Linked DNA regions of Mus musculus: regions 1 and 3 are each linked to region 2. The links are chromatin loops, found by intact Hi-C in ENCODE. Cell type or tissue: left cerebral cortex. All regions are shown on one strand.

Region 1 (8,000 bases), 380 kb before region 2:
CTGGCATTCATTGGCCAGGTCTGTCAGTTTACTAGGAAGTTATGAAATGCTAATATTTTATTCAGAATCTAGAATTCATGTATAAATAAGACACCTCCTGATCTATCATTTAGTTTCCCTATAGTCTGAGTAATGACTTAATCTTTCTCTTTATTTACTAGTTTCCAAAATATTGAGCTTTTCTGTGGTATCCTTCAGCTAGGGTCAACAGCATACATTAAAAATGTCTGCAACAGCCGGTCGTGGTGGCACACACCTTTAATCCCAGCAGAGGCAGGTGGATTTCTGAATTCAAGGCCAGCATGGTCTACGGAGTGAGTTCCAGGACAGCTCGGGCTATACAGAGAAACCCTGTCTCGAAAAACCAAAAAACAAAAAGAAAACAAAAAACAAACAAACAAAAAATGTCCACAACAGGAGCAGGACAGTGCATGCCAGTGCAGACCTTCCCAGGGCGTCGGCGGTCCTGGGGCTTACAGACATGTTTCCACAGGCTCCCCAGGCTTATCTGAGCACAGAGGCCTTTGGAGTATGTGATGCTCTGCCCTCTCTCCAGTCTCCTTACAGCCCCTCTTCTTTCTTCCTCCCTTCTCCTTCCCCTCCCCACAGCTCTGCAGTCCTGCCATAAACAGGGTTGAAATTAACCAGCATCTCTTGAAATGATCCTGGCTCTACCCTCATTGAGTTCTGAATTAACATGCTATTTGATTAATTCAATTAAAAGCTTATCTTCATAGCGTTATTAAAGTGTGGCTTTGAAAGTTGGGCATGGTGGAGAGCACATCTGTAGCCCCCAGCTTTCAGGAGCCCAAGGCAGGAGGCTTGGTGTGGTTGGCCAGCCTGAACTACAGAAGACCCTATCTCCAGAAACCCAGACAAACAAACAAATACAACTTGACCCTGTGGTTGGCATTTTCTCTCCCTCTCACTTGCTGTGTGTTTCTGACTACACCTAGGGAGGGCCTCATGCCTGCCACCACGCTGAGGCTGGGCTCCCTCGGCAGCCAGGTTCTCTCTGTTTGATAGGGCAGTTCCTGTAGGACTGTGAGGAAGAGGCCCTCAATTGTAGTGGGCGTTGCATACCTACATCTACTTTGTTTCTCAAAGGACTTGTGAGAGATGGCAAACGTGGTCGCTATGGGGCCCTCATCAAATGAATATTTGGTAAATCTAAAATTTTTAGAAATTATAGACTTAAGAGATGATCATTTTCTTTTCCAAAATTCCTTTTCAGATGAGACAAACGGATCAGAAGGTAATCACAGCCCTAACTCACAGGCCTTGGAGCCTGAGCCACACTGGAGATGGGAAGCCTCGCTACAGCGTCTTTTGGAAGCAGTCTGTGTTTGTGGTGTTGGACATCTTGCTGGACTGGAGCATGCACAATGTCTTGTGGTACCTGTGTGGGATTTCAGCCTTCCTCATGCAGAAGGATTTTGTCTCCCCGTAAGTTAGAAGTTTTTGTCTCTTGGCTTCTGGTGTCCTGGGTGCTTTTTCTGGAAAGGAGGCGTTAAAGAAGTGGGCAGACTGAGTTGTTTGTGACTCATGGGTCCCCTGGCCTGTAAGTTAGAGCAGTGCCAGCTGCTGGAAGTGTGTGGGAAGATGTCAGACATGGTTCATTGATTCACAACAGGCTAACCAGATACTCTGTTTCATTAGTTTGTTTGTTTACTGCTTGTATGTGTAGTGTTTGTATGTGTGCTGTATGTATGTGTAGTGTTTGTATGTGTGGTACCTGTATGTGTGGTGTGTGTTTGTATGTTGTATGTGTGGGACTCACTGATGGAGCTGGTCCTGTGAGAAGCTACCTTTTCCTCAGGATCTTCTCCAGCTCCTGAGCACTGGGACTATAGATGGTCTGTGATGTCTCCCAGTTTTTATGTGGCTGCTGGACACCCAACTCTGGTTCTTGAATGACAAGCATTTTTTATTATGTTTTAAAAGTAAATTACAATTTATAACATATTAATCATGTAATATGTCAGCAAGTTCTTGCTCTCCGTGTAAATGTGTGTGGCAGAGCTGATGCATCATAGCCCACCTCATCAAACAGGGTTTCTCTGTGTAGCTCTGCCTGTCCTGAAGCTCACTCTGCAGACCTCTGGCTTCAAACCCACAGAGATTTACCTGCCTCTGCCTCTCCAGTGAGTGCTGGGATTAAGCTTACACCACCGCCCAACCCCAGTCCAGTGTTGTAAAGCATTTTTAGAAAGTGGTGACATTGCACTGCTTGTGATTGGCTCCCTTGGGAAACTAGACGGAGGGAAGTGCCACAGCGGAAACCGCGTATGGCCATGGCCTTCTAGCTCCCATCCTCCCTTCTGCTTGTCTGTTCTCTCGCTTACTGACATCTCTGAGCTGTCTGTGGCAGCCTTAGAGCTGTAGACGCACACTGTAGCTCCATCCGACTTCCAGCTTGCTATTCTGGCAGCCATTTGGCTATGGCCAACAGTGCTGTCAGGTGCTGCATGAGGAAGCGGAGGGTACAGTAGTGAAGAAGCAGAGCCGCGCTCTTTGCCTCCTTGACTTCCATGTCCAATTGGACAGGGATGCCAGTCCAGCCTTGAGTCTAGTAAATACAAAGCCACAGCTGAGGGCTGCCAGTGGGTAAGTGCTTCTGTGCGAGCTTTGGGGTCTGAGTTCACATTCCTAGCAGCCGGATGCAAACTGGCGCAGTAGCATGTGTGTGGCTAGAGCAGCAGATTCTGGGAATCAGTCTAGCTGGAGCTTCGATCTCCGGGTTCATTGAGACACCCTGTCTCAAATCTAAGATGAGAACAATAGTGAAAGACAGCGCCATCAACAGCTTCAAGGACAGCAGTGCATAGGCCTTGTATTCTGATCTAGTTTCGCACAGGGAGGTGTCCCAAGGAAGAAGGAGGGGAATGGTAATTGTTACCACGGTGGCACAGGCCTGAAAGTCAAGCAACTCTGGAGGCTAAAGCAGAAGGATTGCATGTTCAAGGGCAGCCCGGGCTCCAGTGAGAGCATAAAACAGAAGTGAAGAGACGCTGCGGTACAGTTGAGGATGACTGCCTCCCTGCGTGCCCGAGGCCCAGGGTCACACTCCAGCCTCTCTATCAGCCAGCGGGTAAAGGACATCCAGGCCTGCTCTTGTCGGGCCAGTGCTGTGGGAGCACGTGAGGAAGTGGGCATGGTGGAGGTGGGAGGCTCACACCTGGGTCTCTTTACCTGGCCTCACCAGAGTGGTTACCTGGCATCTTCCTTGAGGATGTCTCAGCTACACGCCAAGGTAGCTCATTTGTCTTGAGAAATTACCAGTTCTGGAGTGGGGGCTGTGAGCCTTTTGTCTGCCTGGAAGTCACTGAATCATCTTGAATCACCTGTAAATCTGAGAAAATGTGGTTGTTCTAGGCTTGCTGTTTGAAGGTATGTTTCTGGTTTGTGTCACAACAGCTGCTTTTATATTGTGACCTTTCCCATACCTGGGGACACTCAGGACTTCTCAGCTTTTCACCAGATATGGGACAGGGTGCCAGGAGCAAACTAAGCTCTGCCTGTGAACTGCAAGGAAGAAAGCGTTGAGGGAGGGTGTAGAGCGCTGTTCTTCCCCAGGAGCGGAGGACAGAGAAGCTCTGGTGACCTGAAAGGGAGGCTCCTGCAGTACAGAGAGAAACGGACAGTGTGGTTGGTGTAAGAGGGCAGAGATGATAGCCCTTGGTGACTGTGATGTGTGTGAGCTCGGATGATGATGTAAAGCAGACATAAGCCGTGCCTGCTTCCCAGCCTCTGACTGCGGTAGGAGGCCAGCTGGAGGCTCTCTGGGAGCAGTTGGCAGTCACAGAGCACATGCTTTGAGCTCTCAATTCCAGGACAGCTGTCCATTCTAACACGGCTGATTTTCCCCTTTTCTCCAGGGACTATTTGAAGAAGTGGTCAGCTAAAGGAATCCAGGTTGTGAGTTGGACTGTCAATACCTTTGATGAAAAGAATTACTACGAGTCCCACCTTGGGTCCAGCTACATCACTGACAGCATGCTAGAAGACTGTGCACCTCACTTCTAGACTCCCCAGGAGGAAACACAGTTGCGAAACTGCCTGGAGGCCTCTTGCAGGGACATGAGAACACTCTGTTAGCACAAGCCCTGGGGACCCTGTGGCTCATACTAGCAATAGTCACAGTGTCACCCCAACAAGCAGAAACCAGGCATGGTGACCATGCTCCAAGGAAGGCTCCACACTTGCCCTTAAAATTCTGGATCTGCAAAAAGGCAGGGTGGCCCCACCCTGACCCCGCTGAGGGTACAGAGCCACGAGGATGAGCAGAGTGGGTCCTGCAATTAGGGCGCAGGCACCAATGCATGGGGCTTGCATGATCACTCCAAGTTGACATTTTAAATCTTGCCGTACTTCAGTAATTCACTTATTTCCAATATTTGTCGTCAGCTTTGTTAATGGCGACCTGTAGGTGTCAAACTTGTGACCACACTAATAAAATCATTGAAAGGTGAACAGAGGGCAAACTGTGTACTGATCTTCTGGTCCTACAGTGCCTGGGAGGCCTTTCCTGCTTTAGTTTCAAGACTTGGAATTATCTGTGTCATCTTGATGTAAGCACTTCTGACCACCAGGGGGCAGAGCGGCAGCTTTCCCATCGTGCTTGGAAGCCTGATCACTGGCAGGTTCTTAGATAAAGAACCAGGAGAACGGGTCTGAGGATCTGGGCTGCTCTTCATTTCTCAATTGCAGATGCACAGACTGGTGCCGGCCTCAGCCCTGACTCAGACCTACTGTTCCTTTTGCTGTCGTTGCTCTAGACTGGGAACTAGATGAGGCATTTGTAAGCACAGTCATCTGCAGCCCTGGGCAAAACGCTTACGGATGCTTGGCATCATCTTCAGAGGTGAGGAAGCAGAGGCAGCGCAGTTAGGGACGTACCTGAGTCCATCATAAAGTCCACAGGCAGTGTCCAGTTCCAGGCCCTGGCCATCCCACAGGGACAAAGCGGCTGTGTGTGTGTGTGTGTGTGTGTGTGTGTGTGTGTGTGTGTGTGTGTTGTTTTTAGTTGTTGAAGGAAGGGGTGGCAACACGTACCACCACTGCTGCCCCAGACGTTAGAAGACGACTTGCAGGTTTGTCCTTCCCCCATGGGTCCCTGACGTTGAACTCAGACTATTGGGTTTGGTAGCACTTTTTCCGTGTTGAACCCTCATACCAGGCCTTAGCATGCGATGCTAGAAATTCAGCCTAGGCTTTACCTGTGGTAAGTCGTCTGTCAGAGTTATATCTAGACCTCTTTTTAAAACAAATTTAAATTAAGCCAGATGTGGTACACATCTTTAATCCCAGCAGTTTGGAATCAGAGGCAGGGAGATTCTGAGTTCAGGCCAGTCTGGTCTACAGAGCAAGTTCTAGGACAGACAGGGCTACACAGAGAAACCCCATCTCAAAAAGAAAAATTTTCAAATTCCCTTTGGTGTGAGAGTGCACGTGGCACACATGTGGAGATGGAAGGACGGCTTGCCAGGGTCTTCACACCACGCGGGTCACAAAGTTGAATTCAGGTCATCAAGCTTGGTGAGCGCCTCTGTCTGCTAGGCTTTTAACTCACTCCAGCCCCTTTAAGACAGAGTTCCACTAAGTTATTTAGAGTAGCCATAAACGTAAAATCTCTCAGGTTCCCAAGTAGCTGAGGTTGTAGGCCAGCATCAAGAGACATAGCTGTAAGTGGTGACATTTAAAATGAAGCTAGAGCCGGGAGTGGTGGCACATGCCTTTGATCCCAGCACTCGGGAGGCAGAGGCAGGCGGATTTCTGAGTTTGAGGTCAGCCTGGTCTACAAAGTGAGCTCCAGGACAGCCAGGGCTATACAGAGAAAAACCCTGTCTCGAAAAAAAACCAAAAAAAAAAAAAAAAGAAGCTAGTTTCTTTGCTGGAGATCAAACCTAAGGCTTTGTGCATCCTAGACAAGTGCTCCACCCCTGAGCCTCACCCCAAGTCCTTGGGTTTTTGAGACAGTCATGTTATTGATCTCAGGCTGGTCTTAAGCTTTCTGCCTCAGCATTCCAACTATAGGGGTTATGGGAATGTGCTGCCACACCTGGCTCTTTATAAATGTTGACTAGAAGTATCTGAGGTCTCCTTTATTACCAGAGCCTTCACACACAGTATCAAAACCTGACATCCTTTCTTGTCACCTAGCTGTATGGACTGGTGGCATTCTAAAACTCACTGGCTGCTGTACGCCAGCAGGACTGTGGAAACACCATGACTAGCTTGTGGGTCTATGGCAGGCCACAGATGGGGCTGAAAGGTCAGAGAGGTGGGAGGGAGAAGCTAGCAGGGGCAGACAGGTCAGCTTCAGGCTGGCTGTGATGGTATACCCCTGTAATCTCAGTACTTGGGACGCAGAGGCAGGAGAGCCTTCATTTTGAAGCCAGCCTGACTACATAGACTCAAAATATTTAAAAACCTTTGCCTTCCATTAGTTTTGGTGCTAGACTGAGCCCAGGGACTCACAGTGAGCATATACTCCACACCGAGCTTTAAGCCCAAGGAAGTTCTCTTGGGAAAAAAAAAATTTTTTTTGAGACAGTGTTTCTCTGTGTAGCCCTGGCTGTCCTGGAACTCACTCTGTAGACCAGGCTGGCCTCGAACTCAGAAATCCGCCTGCCTCTGCCTCCCAAGTGATTGAAGGTGTGCGTCACAATGCCCGGCTTCTCTTGAAATTTTTAACATTTATTAAATATCTAAGCATGTCACACTGTGACCAAGTGATACGAGGGAGGAGAACGTGACCCCAGAAAACACATCTGAGGCCTGATTGAGCCTTGGGGCCCTTCAAAATGGGTGCCTGGCATGTGACATAACAGGACAGGAGAGGAGCAAAGGGGGGGATTTCCTAGAAAAGGGTGAGGGCTGAGGGGAGATGGAGCAAGGTGAGGTTGGGAGACAGGAAAGGGGGGAGGGGCACCAGGGAGGGAGGAGGTGGGGGAAGATGATGGACTGGGGAGAAAAGCAAAAGCATTGATGTGGGAGGGAAGAGCTGGGGGAGGAGAGAATGGAGAGAGGAAGAGTCAGGGAAAGAGGGGAGTGTAGAGTGTGGAATGGAGAGAAGTCAGGGAATAAGGGGAGGAGCTGGGGAGCTAAGGGGTGAGAATTGAGAGACAGGAAAGTAGGTGTGGCGGGGAAAGGAGATGAGGGGAGAGGAGCAGGGAAGGGATCAGGAGAGGAAATGAGAGAAGCAGAAGAGGAGGGGCTGCAAGGAGGGGAGGAGAACAAAGGAAAGGGAAAGTGAACAGGGTAGAAAAGGAGGTGGGGAGAGGGCAGGGATGGGGGAGAGAGGGGTGAGGAGGGCAGGGGTGGGGGGAGAGAGGAGTGAGGAGGGCAGGGGTGGGGGAAGAGAGGGGTGAGGAGGGCAGGGGTGGAAGGAGAGAGGTGAGGAGGGCAGGGGTGGGGGAGAGGGGTGAGGAGGGCAGGGGTGGGAGAGAGGGGTGGGGAGAGGATAGGGAGGAGTGGGGGGAGGGGTGGGGAGAGGGCAGGGGTAGGGTGAGAGGGTTGGGAGAGGTGAAAGTGCAGAGGGAAGAGAAGGGGGAAGTACCAGTGGAGAGGTGATTGGGAGTGCATGGAAGTGGGGGCAGAGATAGGAAGGGTTGTTGAGAGATGGGAGGCAGGGGAGGAAGAGGAGGGGGAGGTCTTAGTTAGGGTTTTACTCCTGTGGACAGACACCAAGATCAAGGCAACTCTTTTATAAAGGACAGTATTTAGTTGGGGCTGGCTTACAAGTTCAGAGGTTCAGTCTATTATCATCAAGATGGGAGCATGGCAGCATCCAGGCAGGCATGGTGCAGGCACAGACTGAGAGTTGTACATCTTGTTCCAAAGGCAGCTATGAGAAGATTGACTTCCAGGTAGCTAGGATGAGGGTCTCAAAGCCCATACCCACAGTGACACACCTACTTCCAACAAGGTCATATCTCCTACTAGTGCCACTCCCTGGGCCAAGCATATACAAACCATCACAAAGAAAGAAAAGGGAA
Region 2 (8,000 bases):
TGAGTTCAAATCCCAGCAACCACATGGTGGCTCACAACCACCCATAATGGGAATGGCATGTCTGAAGACAGCTACAGTATACTTAACGTATAATAAGCAGGAGCAAGGACTGAGCGAGTGGAGTTGACTGGAGCGAGTGGAGTCAACCAGAGTGGGTAGAGGTCCTAAAAAAATTCAATTCTGAACAACCACATTAAGGCTCACAACCATCTGTTCAGCTACAGTGTACCTATATACATAAAATAAATACATTTTTAAAAAGAAAAAGAAAAAGCTGCCACGTTCAGGTCCACCCTCATCCTTAAAACTTGTGTCTTGGGGCTGCTGGCAAGGCGGTCTAGTGGGTAGGGTCACGTGCTGGCAAGCCATACAATTTGATTCCCAGAACCCACGTGATAGGAGATAACTGATTCCCGAAAGCTATCCTCTGACCTCCATACACACACACACACACACACACACACACCAAAGTAAATAAGTGTGGAAAAACACATTTTATAAATTTCTTTATGGCAGTAACTAACCACCGAAAGCCATAAGGAACAATGGCAGCAGGGAGCAGCCTAAATCAATTTGTCATCCATATTGATTATGCTCTGTGCTTCTGAAGGCCATGGACAACTTGCTGGGCAGGCCACACCCATTGCCTATTCCTTCGTGCCCCCACCTAACATCTCCACGAGTTTGCCTCCAGACGAGCGAGCGTGGCCTGGTAAGCTGTAAAATCCATCCAAAGGCAAAGCTGATGTGCGTAATCCAGTCTAGCTGACAGATGTACGCCATCGAGCCTAGAGCCGACAAAATCTCTACTCAGGACCTGTGGTCATTGGGCCTGGGTGTGGCTCGGTCCGTAGAGCACTTGCCTAGCACCGTTTAGACCTGGGTTCAGTCTCTAGCACGTACTACATAAACCAGATGGTATGGTGGATCTGCTTAGACACAAGCTCATTCTAAGCTACGTTGAGCTCAAGACCCAGTTCAATATATGGGTCTCTGCCTCTAGAATAGCAGTTCTCAGGTTGTGGGTCACAACCCCTTCGGAAGTTGAACAACCTTTTCATAGGGGCCACCTAAGACCATCAGAAAACACAAATATTTATATTACAGCTCATAACGATAGCAAAAATTACAAAACTTCAAAAAAGTTTTAAAATAGCAATAATTTTTGTTTTATTTTATGAGACATGGTTTCTCTGTGTAGCCCTGGCTATTCTGGAACTTGCTGTGTAGACCAGGCTAGCCTCGAACTCAGAGAGCCACCTGCCCCTGCCTTTTGAGTATTGGTACTAAAGACATGTGCTGGGGCTGGTGAGATGGCTCAGCGGTTAAGAGTGCCAACTGCTCTTCCAAAGGTCCTGAGTTCAAATCCCAGCAACCACATGGTGGCTCACAACCATCCATAATGAAATCTGATGCCCCCTTCTGGAGTGTCTGAAAACAGCTACAGTGTACTTACATATAATAAAATAAATAAATAAATATTTTTTAAAAAGACATGTGCCACCACTACCCAGCACAAAAATAATGTTATGATTGTGGGCTACCACAACCTAAGGAACTATATTAAAGGGCCACAGCATTCCGAAGGTTGAGAATCACTGCTTTAGAGCAATGCAGAAAGTTATAGTAGCACACAGAGGCAGGTGGACCCTGTGAGTTCCGTAGCCAGACTTAGTTGTCCTCTGTGTCTACAGTGGCAAGTACAGGTGCGTCCCAGAACCTACCCCAGAACTACTGTGACTGACCCAGGAACGGCTGTGACTGATCCCGGAACCTCTATGACTGGCCCCGGAATCACTATTACTGAGTTACCTTCATGGCAAAGAGACTTTGTAGATCTCATGTGTTCTTAGTCTTGAAATGGAGAAGTTACCCTGCGTTATCCAGTGAGATGCAAGAGAGTTCCAAGAGTCTCTAAAATCCTGGGTGTGGTGATGCACACCTGTGATTCCAGCATACAAAAGTTAGTGATGCAGGAAGATGATAAGCTTTAGGCCAACATAGGCTCCATAGCAAGACCTCATCTTAAAACTTAAAAAAATGGGCTGGAGAGATTGGCTCACGTGGTGGCTCACAACCATCCATAATGAGATCTGATGCCCTCTTCTGGGTGTCTGAAGACAGCTACAATGTGCTTAGATATAATAATAAAGAAATCTTAAAAAAAAAAAACTTAAAAAAATAAAATTAAAATAAGGAAGAGGTAGGAAAAGGAACAGATCAAAGAAATTGCATGAGAGCCGTTTAGAGGGCTCAGCAGGCAAAGGAGCTTGCTGTGGACCTGATGGCCTGAGTTCAATTCCCAAGACCCACATAGTGGAAGGAGAGAACCAATTGAAGAAGAAACTTCAACTGCTATTGCTGGCTTGAAAAATGGAAGAGAGGGGCTGGAGAGATGGCTCAGCCGTTAAGAGCACTGACTGCTCTTCCAGAGGTCTTGAGTTCAAATCCCAGCAACCACATGGTGGCTCACAACCATCTGTAATGGGATCCAATGCTGGTGTGTCTGAAGACAGCTGCAGTGTACTCATATACCTGAAAACATAATCAGGTAGAAACCACTGCACCCCTGAAACCTACAAAGGGAACACTGTCCTGCCAATAGGCATGTTAGCTCCTGAGACCTACTTTGGATTTCTGACCTGGAGACCTGTAAGGTAATACTTTGTGGAAAGTGTTTTTAACTTATTTTGGCAAAACATACAACATAAATATTACCACTGTAATTCTTTTTTTCTCAAGATGGGGTCTCATGTGTCGCCCAAGCTGCCCTCAATTCCCAAGCTCCTAGGGTCTAGAGTAGATGGGTCTGATGGTGCTGGCCACACCCAGCTTAATTTTCATGGTCAGCTCAGTGCAGAGTAAGAAACCTCACTCCACCATCTCTCCTCTAAGGTCCCTCTCGTGCCTAGAGAGCACATTGAAGCCATCTTTGTGTACTAGCCCATTTTCCTCAAGAACTGAGCCCACAAATCTACAACAGCACTGGAAAGAAGAGAACCAACCATTAAACTTTTTGATGAGCTGTCTTTTGATTTTTGAGAAAGGGTCTCATATTCCAGGCTGGCCATGGAATGACCTTCGCCTACACACACACACTCTCCTGCTCCCCCCTCCCTCTCCCTTCTCCCCCTCCCCCTCCCTTCCTCTCCCCCTCCCCCTCCCTTTGTATCTCTATCTCACCGGGCCTTCACCCAAACTCCTGTAATTCATAAGGTTTTACAGGAAAAACCCAGGCTTCAGGAATGCTTGACCAGCAAAAGCCAAGTCACCTCGATGAGTTTTAAAGGGACCCCCCAGGATATTTTTTAATGTGCTGTCAACATAAAGTCATTGCTCAAACTTGCTGTGTTGTTCATTAAAACAGAGGCTTTAAAATGTAAAGCCACGGTGATGAGACGGTTCGGGAGTTCTCGGCCGTGTGTTAGCCTCGTGCGCCACCTGCTGTTAGACTTGAGAACATCAACACCATGTGGTGCTTGGTTTAGGCCTTGGGTTTTGATGTGGGTTGGTTGGTTGTTGGTTGGTTGGTTAGTTGCTTGCTTGCTTGCTTGCATGTGTGCTTGATTGGTTGGTTGGTTGATTGATTGATGATTGATTGATTGATTGATTGATTGATTGCAGTAGTAGCCCACTTGTACTCAGCATCCTTCATGTTCTGATTTCATTTCTTCAATAAACACATAAAATGAAATCCATTCTAGATAAGACTGTATTTTGAGGAACTGACCATTAAAACTTCCTGCTTTCTACCTTCTACCTTTTGCAAAAACAAAAAAACAAAACAAAAAAAAAACATAAAAATGAACTGATTTCGAAATTGCCATTTGAGAGCAATTGCTAAACACTTACTACATGCTAAGCCAAATGGGGTTAGCCAACTATAGCTACAAGCCAAATTTGTGCTTTCCCATTTTTTGTTAAAGTTTTGTTGCTTGTTCTCTCTCTCTCTCTCTCTCTCTCTCTCTCTCTCTCTCTCTCTGAGAGAATGATGCTATATATCCCAGACTGGCCAGTAACTCTCAACCTCTGGCTTCCCCTTGGGTATTAGGCTCACCACTCCTGACTTAGTAAATAACATTTTCCTGGAGCACAGCCACGTGTGTCCCTACATAGCTCTGTTATTTTCATGTCCTGAAAAAATATGAAATTACTCTCCGGATCTTTGTAGTAAAAGTTAGCTCAGGCCTTGGCCAAAGTATTCACAAATCAGGCTGTTTGGTTGGCCCTCGGCTACTCTTGGTAAGAGTGTAGCTGTTTTTAAATGTGTGAGTATGTACACACGTGCCTGTGAGCATGTGTGCACACACACAAATGTGGAAGTCAGCGGGCTGTGTGTGGTCAGTTCTCTCCTTCCACATTTATGTGGGCTCAGGAAATCGAACTCAAGTTTTCAGTTTTCATGGCAGCAATTTTCATGCATTGAGCCATCTCTCTACCCTAACGATGTACCTCTTGCCACCAGATTTTGTTTGACAATTTACAATTGATCAAATGTAATCCTTTGACCAACTACAAGATCATAAAGATCAAGCTGAGATGACTTCAAATTCTTATTCTTATTCTTGTTTTTTGTTTGTTTGTTTTTTGTTTTTCGAGACAGGGTTTCTCTGTATAGCCCTGGCTGTCCTGGAACTCATTTTGTAGACCAGACTAGCCTCGAACTCAGAAATCCGCCTACCTCTGCCTACCGAGTGCTGGGATTAAAGGTGTGCACTACCACGCCCGGCTGACTTCAAATTCTTGATCCTCCTGCCTCAATTACAATGCCAAGATGTCAGGCGAACACCTCACACCAGCCTAAATTGTAATTTTTTTAGTCCGCTAATGATATTAACCCCAAACATGACTTGTGGTTTAGATCACAATCATGTCAAGATTTAACACACTAAATTATATTAGAGATATTTGAAGGGGCTAGAGAGATGGATCCATGGCTAAGAGCATGCACTGCTCTTGGAGAGGACCAGAATCCAGTTCCCAGCATCCATGTCAAGTGCCTCACAGTCACTTTCAACTCCACCTCCAGGGAGATGCAATGTCTCTGGCCTCCTGGGATGCTTCACTCATGCACATTCCCACACACAAATACACATGCAAACACATTCCTAAAAATGATTTATAAATAAATATTTTCTAAGAAAGAAACTGAACTGAATATAATGCCACACGCCTTTAATCCCAGCACTGGGGAGGCAGAGACAGGAAGATCTCTGAGTTCAAAGCCAACCTAGTCAGCAGAGTGAATTCCAGAACAGCCAGGGCTACAACAAGAAACCCTATCTCAAAAAGAAAGAAAGAAAGAGAGAGAGAGAGAGAGAGAGAGAGAGAGAGAGAGAGAGAGGATGGGAGGGGAGGGGAGGGGAGGGGAGGGGAGGGGAGGGGAGAGGAGAGGAGAGGAGAGGAGAGGAGAGGAGAGGAGAGGAGAGGAGAGGAGAGGAGAGAAGAGAAGAGAAGAGAAGAGAAGAGAAGAGAAGAGAAGAGAAGAGAAGAGAAGAGAAGAGAAGAGAAGAGAAGAGAAAATGTGGTCTCAGCCCTGGCGAGCCTCAGTCTCCTGGAAAATCCTGCTTCCTAAAAAACTAGGCCACGCGCTGGCGTAATGGCTCAGCGGGTAAGAACACTAACTGTTCTTCCAAAGGTCCTGAGTTAAAATCCCAGCAACCACATGGTAGCTCACAACCACCCATAATGAAATCTGAAGCCCTCTTCTGGTGCACAGCTACAGTATATAATAATAAATCTTTGGGCCAGAGAGAGTGGGGTTGACTGGAGGTCCTAAATTCAATTCCCAACAACCACATGAAGGCTCACAACCATCTGTAAAGCTACAGTGTACTCATATACATAGAAATAAATAAAATAAAATAAAAGTCATTATTAAAAAAAAAAACAAAAAACAAAAAACTAGGCCACAGGCTCACACTAACATTTGCTTGGCAACTCTATTTTGTATTCTTTTCCTAATTAACACAAAAACTCTGTCACTCAACTTTTGGTAACTTCTTTCCCTCATCTCTTCTAAAAGACTCTCTTGGGCTGGAGAGATGTCTTAGAGGTTAAAAGCACTGACTGATCTTCCAAGGTCCTGAGTTCAATTCCCAGCAACCACACGGTGGCTCACAACCATCTGTAATGAGATCTGATTCCTTCTTCTGGTGTGTCTGAAGACAACTACAATGTACTCATATAAATAAAATAAATAAATCTTAAAAAAAAATAAAAGATTCTCTTCGGAACAATTAAAATAAACTTTGACACCTGGCAACAGATGATTTGTTTAAAAATAATGCCTTCTAGTTGGGACACGGTCAGTGTTCCAGGCTCTGTCTAGCATGCACAGAGCCCTAGGCTCCACCTGCAGCCCAAACGAAAAGTCATCCAATCATCCCACTTGTAACAGTGCAGCTGCAGCTGCCAGCGGCAGAGTCCCCAGACTCCAGGGAAGCTGAAATGACCCAGGGTGCCCAATGACACCACACACACTCATGCCACACACACTCAGGCCACACACACACACAGCACACTCACACCACACACACACACACACCACTCACACCACACATACACCACTCACACCACATACCACACACACACACACACAACATACACACACACACCACTCACACCACACAAACTCATGCCACATACACCACATACACACCACTCACACCACACAAACTCATGCCACACACACCACACACACACACACAAACCACACACACACACCACTCACACCACACACCACACAAACTCATGTCACACACACCACACACACATACATGTCACACACACACACCACACATACAAACCTCATACACATACCACACACATCCCTTACACACAACAAAACACACACACACACACACACACACACACACCCATAAGATCCAAGGATCATCTCTAGAGAAGAGGCTTCTGGTCAGATGGAATCTCAGAAGCTTTTGTTGTTGTTGTTGTTGTTGTTGTTTTCCTACCAGAGGATGGATTCTCAGATCTCACTCTCAGGAGTAAGACTCACAAGATAAAACTTCATGGTATAACCCAAAAGGTCCGAGTCACCTGGCCCCTCCCCCTCTCTGATTGCCATGTAATGCTCCCCCTGGTTGTGCAATGGTGATTGTCCGCCCATTCTAGCAATTGTTGCCTCCTCCTGGATGCCCTCCTTGTTTTTCCTATGCCTGCTCTCCTGTTTGTCTGTGTTCCCACAGGGCACTCGGAGCACACCACAGGTTCCCTCACTTGAGGCCCATGGCTTATGGGTCTCTCTAGCCTCAGCACCCAGCCCAGCGCTAGGTGGAGCTCAGTGAACATCTTGGGGGAAGAGAGGGAAGAAGAGAGGAAGGTTTCAGCTTTATCATGTCAATAAAATGTGTCCCTTCTGCTGCCAGGAGCCTGCCACGGATAGGCATCGCCAGTGAGGCTGAGGGCATGTGTCGTTGCTCCACTGTAGTCATTTAGAGGAAAGAGAACATAAGTGGCCTTTGATAGGGGATTGGTTAATGAGATGCAAAATGGACACAGCTGTTGGGTAATAGGAAGCAGATCTGGATGTGACCCAGTGGGATGCTGTCCAATGAGTGCTATAAAGAGAGAGGCTGTACTGGGACTGTTGATGTAGCTCATAGTCAAAGCATGTGTTCAGCCTGTGCAAGGCCCTGGCTCCCATTCTCAATACCAAAGGGGGGGTGAGGTGGGGGGAGATGAGCGCCTAACAGTGAGCAAACTGTGACCCCCAAAGGGCTGGAGAGATGGCTCAGTGGTTAAGAGCACTGTCTGCTCTTCCAGAGGTCCTGAGTTCAATTCCACATGGTGGCTCACAGCCACCTAACCTGAGATGAGATAGAGGACTCATGTGACTCCGAGTATGGAATTTAAAAGGGAGGAGCAAGTTGGCCAGCATTGCGATGAAGGTGCTTGCGCCAAGGCTGGCCACCTCCATCTCATTCCTGGAACCCACATGGTAGAAGAACAGAACAGGAGTGATCCCTGGAGTCAAGAGT
Region 3 (8,000 bases), 290 kb before region 2:
GGCATCAAGACAACAAAGAGAGCAAAGTCCTTTTCAGCTCAGTGTTTTATTTCTATGACACCATAAGGAAGTAAGTCGGGCTTTGAACTGTGGGTCCCTTGGAAACGTAGTACTGATAGACCCTGGTCTCACAGATGCTCCCAGCTCTGGGACAGTGTGTTCTGCAGCCAGCACCCCTGAGGCAGCATCTGAAGGTAGCCTTAGCTCACAATTATGATCCCAGGTGGCCTGTGCCTTGGAGGCAGTGTGGATGTGGCTGACAGCTCAAGGAGGCAGTTCAAAATTCAAATCCCGACTCTTGTTCTTCGTCCTCTTCTAGTTTCAGTGTTACCCTCCTTATCTGAGAAATGGAAGCAAAATCCTCCACCTCCTCAGCGGAGGCAACACTGGAGATAAATGGGACTTTTGTGACTCAGGTCCTTTCTAGTCACCCAAGACTCAACCTAGAGAGAAACCACAGCTGAGCAGATACACTCTACCTTCCCTCAGTGAGGCCTCTAAGAAGGAAACATTCAAAAGGAAGGAAAGAGATGGGGGCAGTGGCACAAGTCTGAACTCCTAGCTCTTGAGTGACCGAGGTAGGAGGATGTCAAGAATGGAGTCAGCTCAGAAAACATAGTGAGAAAGACCCTGTCTCTTAAACAAGGAAGGAGAAAGGGAGGAAGGGAGAGAGGGAGGGAGGGGGGAGGGGGAGGGAGGGGGGAGGGGAGGGAGGGGAAGGGGGAGGGGGAGAGGGATGGGACTTATCCTTCTTGTTCTTAGCTTGCAATATTGACACCCACATCAAAACGCTAAGTAGGGCTAGGAATGTCCTCAACCGGCAGAGGGCTACCTGGCATACGCAAAGCTCTGGGGGCCATCTCGCGACAGATAAACCAGACAGTAGGCAGCCAGTGAGCCCTGTGACTTCAGCCCTCAGGAGGTAGAGGCAAGAGAATCTGGAGTTTGAGGGCATCCTCAGTTACACATGCGTTTAAGGCCAGACCATGATACAAGAGTCCCTGTCTCAAAAGCAAAAGGTAAAAACACAATTAACTAATGCAATTAAAAATAAATGTATTGGGCTGGAGAGATGGCTCAGTGGTTAAGACCACTTGTTATTGCAGAGTGGGATCTGGTAAGCAGACCTGGCCCCCAGGTTCTTCCCGCACCTCTCAGTCCCTACCTGGCATGCCCTGTCCCTAACCCTGAACTTAGCAGCCCAGGGACTGGGCAACCCTCCACCGAGGCTCTTCTCTATATAATCCAGACATTTTGGTCCCTCTGCCTCTCCCTGCACCTCCCTGTCACCCTCCTTCATTCCCTCCCCCCTTCCTTCTCTTTTGTTTTCCTCTTCTCTCTCTACTAAAGAGCTCTGTCTTCCTCCCCTACCCACCCCTTTTCCCCATTGTAACTTCCCTGGCCTCCATCCTTGGGGCCCAGCTTCCCAATAAACCTGACTTTAATATACTCTGATCTGGCTTGAGTTGGCTCATTTCACTGGTAGCTGAGAAATCACCTATCAACACCCACTTCAGGTAACTAACTGCCTGTAATTTGGCTCCTGGGGATGCAGTGCCCTTCAGGGGTCCTGCACTAATGTGTACAAACCACACACATGCTCATAATTAAAAATAAAAATAAAATCTTGGGGGTGCACCACCAGCACTCAAAAGGCAGAGGAAGGCAGAGCTCTGAGTTGAAGTCCAGCCTGGTCTACATAGCAAAGGCAGGCCTGCCAGGGCTACAAGAATGGAGTCAGCCCATAGACAGGGATACTCTGTCAAAAAACAAACAAACAAACAAACAAAAAACCAACAAAACAAACAAACAAAAAACAAAAACAAACAAACAAAAACCAACAACAAACAAAAACTTAAGAACAAGTAAGTAAAATTTACATTTTAAATGCAAAATGGTGAATTTTTTTTTCCTAAAGGAGAGATGGGACTTTTCTTCCTCACAAATTGAGGAAAGGCCTTAAAATATGAGAGGAAGTAGAAGATGGTCCCCTAGAGGATGGCTTGGTTTGGGACAGAGATAAGTCCCCAGCTGCCAGCAACTGAGGAATGCAGGGGTCGCAGAGAGGGCGTCGAGGAACCACAAGGCAAAAGGTCCTTTCTCAGTTGTCAGGCACCGTTTCCTGATTTCTGCCGTATTAGAGTTTGGGCATTTTGTCATCTTAGGGTGCTTAGCAGTAGCGTCCCAGAACTCTCCCCGTTTCACACAAGAGAACCCCAAGTATAGGAGACACACAAGTTCCACCCAGTCTCTCTCTTCTGGAAACCATCCCATCTAGCCAGGGACTCTGCCCTAGACATTGTGAGATGGTTCTTGCGTTGGCCGCAGGTGCCCTCCAGACCTGGCGGTAAGCGGTCGCAGGGGAAGACAGGCAGGAAGGGAGAAGTTTTTTGATATTGGCTTAGACACGTTCGGGGTTTTGGACCTGTGGCTATGGGACTTTCTTAAGAAAGGAAATTGATCTTGAAGATATTCTCATGCAAATTGCAGTTTAGACAATCCTACCCCGTTTTTTGCTACCACAGAAGGCCAGCGCTGCTGTTGGGGTGCAGAGGCTGCCGGGGCCCTTAGCTCCTAGATCCGCCCGCCCCGCTCCCGCTCCCCCCTGCTCCCCGCCCCACTTTCACCCAATCCACCTGCGTAGCTCCTGCTTCCGTGCCACAGCCGCTACCCTCCGTGCAGGGCAACCGTCTCACCCGGGCGCAGCGCCTCTCTCACACTCACAGTGTGCTCCAGCTAGGACCTAGGACTGTGCGCAGGCTGCCGCGTGTCGTCCTAGTATCCAGGGGCCGGCTACAGTATTCTTAGCATCCAGCAGGTCCCTGAAGACGGTGGCTATAGACAACTACTGCTCGTTCCAGTGTACACACACTACTGTCTCCCATGAAAGCCCCACCCCTCCGCTCAGCAGAAGCCAGGGCCATGGAGTCCCCAGGGGATGCCGGAAGGCATTGGGGCTGGAGCGACTAGCTCCAAAAGCTTTGCCGGCCACACTGTGGGAATCTAAAGAAATGCAGAGTCACATGGAGATTCGGATCACCAGAATCAGACACAGAATCAGACACCACAGTGAGGAGCACCCTGCCACTCACCACTAGAGCGACACTGTCCATCCAATAACAAACCAAGTGGTCAGGGTGGTGACCCAGCCTGTCATCCCAGATCTTTCCAAGACAGTCCCTGTGACTTAGTGAAATCCTGCCTTTCAATAGGAAGGAAAACGTCAGCCAGACTGTTGGCCCAGGCTTGTAATCTGCACTTACGAGACTGAGGCAGGAGGATTGCTGAAAGTTTAAAGCAGCCAGAGCTACAGAGGGGAAATTTCATAACAAAACAGAGAGGTTTTTTTTTTAATTACATTTTATTTATTGGGGGTCCATGGGAACATGTATGGAGATCCAAGAACAACATGTAGGGGTCCATTCTTGTTTTCCGTCACGCTGTCAAGCACAGCAGCAAGCACCTTTACCTTCTAAGCTCTCACACGGGTCTCAAGTAGCTGGACCGGCCTTGAGCTCCTGATGTGCCAGGACTATAGGCATGCTTCACACCCAGCCTGTCTTGAACAAGAGATTCTGACACTGGGCAAGATGAGTCTGGTACAACAGCTTGAATGCTCCGAGTTGTACTCGCACAGGAAACAACCACAGACAGAAGCTTTGGGGCGCTGAGGGGGTGCTGAGGTGGCGTTCCCCAGATGAGGACGTTCCGGAGACAAGCCACATAGCGCCGTGGCTCTTCTCCGTTGAACTGCACCTGAAGGATGAGGATGATAAGTTGCAAGCCATTTGCTTTCCGTTACTGTTAAGAAATGTGTGTGTGTGTGTGTGTGTGTCTGCTTCAGTACCACCCAGCTGTCGTTCTGACTATTGCAGGGGGGACATGGTGTGTCAGGCACAGCAGGGTCCCTAAGGAAGCACTGTACCAGCAAACAGACTCTGTTGCCTGTTTATCTCAGAGGCTATTATTACCTAGTTCTGCGACCAAGAAGATCACGATATGGTTATAGACATAGTTCTTTAACATACACGCAAGACCGCTCAGTTGGATAAAGGGGTTTGAATCCACGCTTGCCTGACTTCTACCCACATGGTATAAAGGTGGAGGAATTTACTACCTACTAAAAATAGTTGTCTGACTTACACACACACACACACACACACACACACACACACACAGAGAGAGAGAGAGAGAGAGAGAGAGAGAGAGAGAGAGAGAGAAATAAGTTTAAAATGTAAGCACATTTGTCTTCATTGAGGCATTTTTTTAAAGGCCCACATGGCAAGGCAAGGCATGGTGGCTCATGCCTTTAATCCCAGCACTGAAGTGGGGGCAGGTGGACCTGTGAGTTTTAGGACAGCTTGTGCTACAAAAGGAGTTCCAGGCCAGTTGGGACCACATAGTAAAACACTTTTTAAAAATAATAAACAAACAAACAAAACCGGAATAAATGCCCCACCCAAATCTCTGCCCAAATATCCTCAGCTAGCCTGAAAAAGACCATAAAGCACTACTTGAAAGGTGGTGACTCTGGGACACTAAGGGATTTGACTTGGTGGGTTTTTTTTCCAGAAACTGTGACCGGTCCGTAGCAGCCGGAGATCAGGCTCCCAGAGACCTAGCAGAACCCTGGCCACCTTCGGAAACACTCATTATAACCAAGATTTAGTCTGCCCTCTCCTGGGAGGATGGTGTTTACCTCTGCAGAGTCGCGCGCGCGTGCCATCAATACAAACTTGGCAAAGTTCCCCAGCTGGCCTGACCGGTTCCCATGCCTGCTCTCTGGCTCCCTCTTGTGGCTACTTGCCTCTAGGGTGAGGCAGAAAAGGGAGGCTTCGTCAAGGAAAGACGACTAGGAAGGGATCTAGCCCAGTCTACGGAAGGGACTCACTGGTCAAAGAAGCTCAAATTAGGTGCCCACCTGGCACGTGATATCATGCACTCAATCATGTGACAGGATAACAGAGTGCTTGAGCTCTGGTCTCCCAGTCCGGTCCAGAAAACATAGTCATAGCGTGTCTTAAGTTTAAAGACACGGAAATCTAGACACGGGGAGGTAATTCAGACAGAGACAAAGGGAACTTATGTAACATTGCCCTACAGAGCCAGTTCTGGGTCTGCTTGACCTCAGGGCCACACGACCTACATTGCTTCTGTGCCATGCTGGCTGGCGTGACTGGGTCCATCAGAGAACCGTAAGAATCCCACACGCAGACTCCAAGACGAACCTGAAAGCACCAGACAGCCCCGTTTATTTAATGCTAGCACAGCATGCCTTTAATTAAGACAAGCGTCTTTAAATCAGAGGGGCTCAGTGAGTAAGAGCACTTGCTGCAATCATGGGGACATGAGTTCAAATCCCCAGCACTAAGCCACGGGTGGCTGCACTCACACTGTAACCCCATTCTGGGGTGAGGGTTGTGGGGCATGGGCTAGAAAGAGGAAAACACTTAGGGTTTACTGGTGGCCGGATGAGTTCAAGGTTCAGCGAGAGACATTTGCCTTCCTTCTACCTGTGGGAAGCTGAGTCTGGTGCTCACAGCTGCATTCCCGAGCTGGCCTAGGGACTCCCCAGGCTACTTCTGGCCGTCTTCTCGAGGTAGGAGCCGAGATTACAGACTGAGCCCAATTTTACGTGGATGCTGAGGGTCCAACCTCGGATGCTCAGGCTTCTGCAGCAAGTGCGTCACCCACTGAGCCATCCCTCCCCAGTCCCCTATGGCAGCTCTTCAGTACTCTCTCAGCTTTGTGTGCTGGGAAATCCCAAGGACCTTCCTGCTCGCACTAATAGCCAGCACCAACAGAGGAAAGCAGAGGAGGTCGGCTGTGAACCATCAGTTCCATGTTACTCTACTTTAGTCCAGTTGTCCCCTCCTCCTCCCTTGCTTCAGCCAACCCCGACTCTTGTTGTTTCCTTGCCCCACCCCCCAGGGTTGGGGGTGGAACTCAGGACCTCCTGTTTACTATGCAAGAGCTTTACAGAGCTTCCCACCTCACCCCTGCCCCTGCCCCGCCCCCACTCCAGCTATTGATATCTTTGAAGCACCCAGGCAATTTGCTTCACAGGAATGTTCCAGAAGCTGTATTTGTTCCTCTTCACTGAACAGATGTCCCTTCCCAGCTGGAGACTGTGTGAACGATATATTTTTTTCTATATAAAGCACCCAATTTGGGAGGAGGGGTGGTCTTCTGTTACAGCAACTGTTGGCAGAATAGGGCTGGAGGGGAGATTAGCATATGAAAGAAGCCAGTTGGCGGAAGGCCTGGGAACTCCTCCCTCACCAGGGCTATGAGGAACAAACCAAGCTCACCCAAGGCACTCTCCCGAGAGGAGAGGCCTTAGAGACTCACCACACTCCCAGGTGGGGGTCCATCAGCACCTCTACTTTTTTCTCACCCTGGTCCAATTATTTGTTCTGGGACTTACGAACCTAGAAAGCTCAGCGGGTCCTCTCTAGACTCAGATTTACATATAACTCTGAGCTCAGTGCCCTGCCTCTGCCTCTTAGATCTGAGCTGAACAGAGATGACTAAGATTCTTTGTGTAGCCTAACTGTAAGGCTCCTAACCAACTCCAGAGCCTGCCTGTATTCTCCCCTGTGAACTCTAGTGTTGCCAGAGAGCCTTGCACAGTCATTTAGGAAGAAGGAGCCCTAATACCTGCTGCCCCTCACTGAGTGGGCCTCCTTCCTAGATGGTATCTGTCACCTGATCTATCTGCAGTGACAGTTTCATCAGCTCAGCCTAGATAGAAACCTCCTTAACTCCCTGTGGTGGCTAGTCGCCACAGTCGTCCTGATTGGAGTTCGAATCACCTCATGATTAATGAGACATTCCATCCTGCTGTGTGTGTGACAGATTGCTCACAGTTAGATACTGCAGGTTCTGACCTTGTATTTTGATGAATTCCCATCTAGATGGCACCCCTGGGAGGAAGCAGGGGTGGACGCGAGATGCTCTGCCCTCACCTCTTTCTTGCTACCATCCCTCTCTCTGCTTCTTGGCCAGCATGATAGAAGTTGGACCAACGCCTCTGAAATCTGGAATAAACTAAGTCCTCCCTCCTCCAATCTGCTCAGAGCAACTTAACTAATACAGCTCTAATATTCTGTCCTGGTAATTTCCTATCAGCAACCTCCAGCCTGCTCCTTGGTTATAGCTCCCAGATACCCAGGTCACATTAGGAGTCAAACCCACACCTCTCCCTGTCTGCACAATCCAGGTCCAGCTAATGCTTTTTTTAAACAGAGGAACAGATACCACTGATATAGGAAGAGAGTCAGGTTTGGTCATGCAGACCCATGATCCCTGAACTCTGGTGGCTTGAAGCAGGAATATTTTAAGTTTAAAGCCTGCCTGGGTTACCTAGCAAGCTCTTATCTAAAAGAGGAAAGAAGGAAAGGGGAGAAAATAGATGAGAGAGCAGAAGCACAGAGAGGCTTAGTAACAAGCCTTGGATCGCACAGCCAGTGAGTGAAGAACCATTTGCTGATCCAAGGCTGTCTCATTTTTCACTCTCTCTCTCTCTGGAAATGACAGCTTACCATGAGAAAGTTGGAATGATGACATACCAGAACAGCATGGTCCTCCCAAAAGGAGCCCTTGGAGCTCAACAGCCTTATAACAAATACCCACGAGGGCAGCTGCTGAGTGTGTGTGCTGGTGTCCTGCTGTCTGTCTGCAACAATAGCCAAAGGGAACTTTCCCTTCCCCCACTCACAGCGTTCTGGGCAGCAGCGTCTAGGCCATGAGCCACCTCAGAGAAACTTTGGCTCTCATCAGGATTCATCTCCTGCCTCGGAGATTTCAGCCAAGTCCTCCCTAGAGACAGAGAGTAGTCAGAACTCAGAGCAGGACAGTGTAGCAGGGCTGATGGGAATGGGTACAGGCGGAAGTCATTACCTCCGTAGGAGGGAAATGTTTTCCAGATGGACCGGAAGTACATCTGTGGGGGACCTTGGGAAGTGAGGAGGCCAGAGTGTGGAAGAGAGGAGGGACAC

Evidence for each region. Hi-C counts contacts between places; a loop is a spot of excess contacts. Peaks named below come from ENCODE experiments on the same cell type or tissue, not always from the same donor. Only the 100,000 strongest peaks of a DNase experiment are listed, where the experiment ranks them.
Region 1: it touches region 2 in a loop (11-fold over the local background); 14 of 42 quality-filtered maps call a loop at or near these places.
Region 3: it touches region 2 in a loop (3-fold over the local background); 8 of 42 quality-filtered maps call a loop at or near these places.

What each region holds. Positions count from the first base shown.
Region 1 is chr7:118,685,029-118,693,028 of GRCm38, reverse strand. It overlaps Gde1 (glycerophosphodiester phosphodiesterase 1), which reads left to right. Exons shown (of 6, transcript NM_019580.4): 5 at 1,235-1,446; 6 at 3,879-4,471. The coding sequence ends at 4,026. Among named protein-coding and RNA genes, the nearest start is that of Gde1, 17 kb to the left of the region's middle. In left cerebral cortex, a CTCF peak has its summit at 4,584 (motif pointing right); DNase peaks (open chromatin) are centred at 3,450, 3,736, 4,169, 4,602 and 2 more places; H3K27ac peaks cover 920 bases.
Region 2 is chr7:118,300,446-118,308,445 of GRCm38, reverse strand. No RefSeq gene overlaps it. Among named protein-coding and RNA genes, the nearest start is that of Gm35083, 22 kb to the left of the region's middle. In left cerebral cortex, CTCF peaks have their summits at 2,155, 3,448 (motif pointing left) and 7,303; DNase peaks (open chromatin) are centred at 3,438 and 7,550.
Region 3 is chr7:118,592,181-118,600,180 of GRCm38, reverse strand. Tmc5 (transmembrane channel-like gene family 5) reads right to left here and starts at 2,884. Exons shown (of 22, transcript NM_001105252.1): 1 at 2,637-2,884. B230311B06Rik (RIKEN cDNA B230311B06 gene) reads right to left here and starts at 7,896. Exons shown (of 2, transcript NR_169121.1): 1 at 7,721-7,896; 2 at 3,343-3,756. In left cerebral cortex, a CTCF peak has its summit at 4,783 (motif pointing left); DNase peaks (open chromatin) are centred at 4,781, 5,964, 6,191 and 7,796; H3K4me3 peaks cover 692 bases; H3K27ac peaks cover 2,965 bases.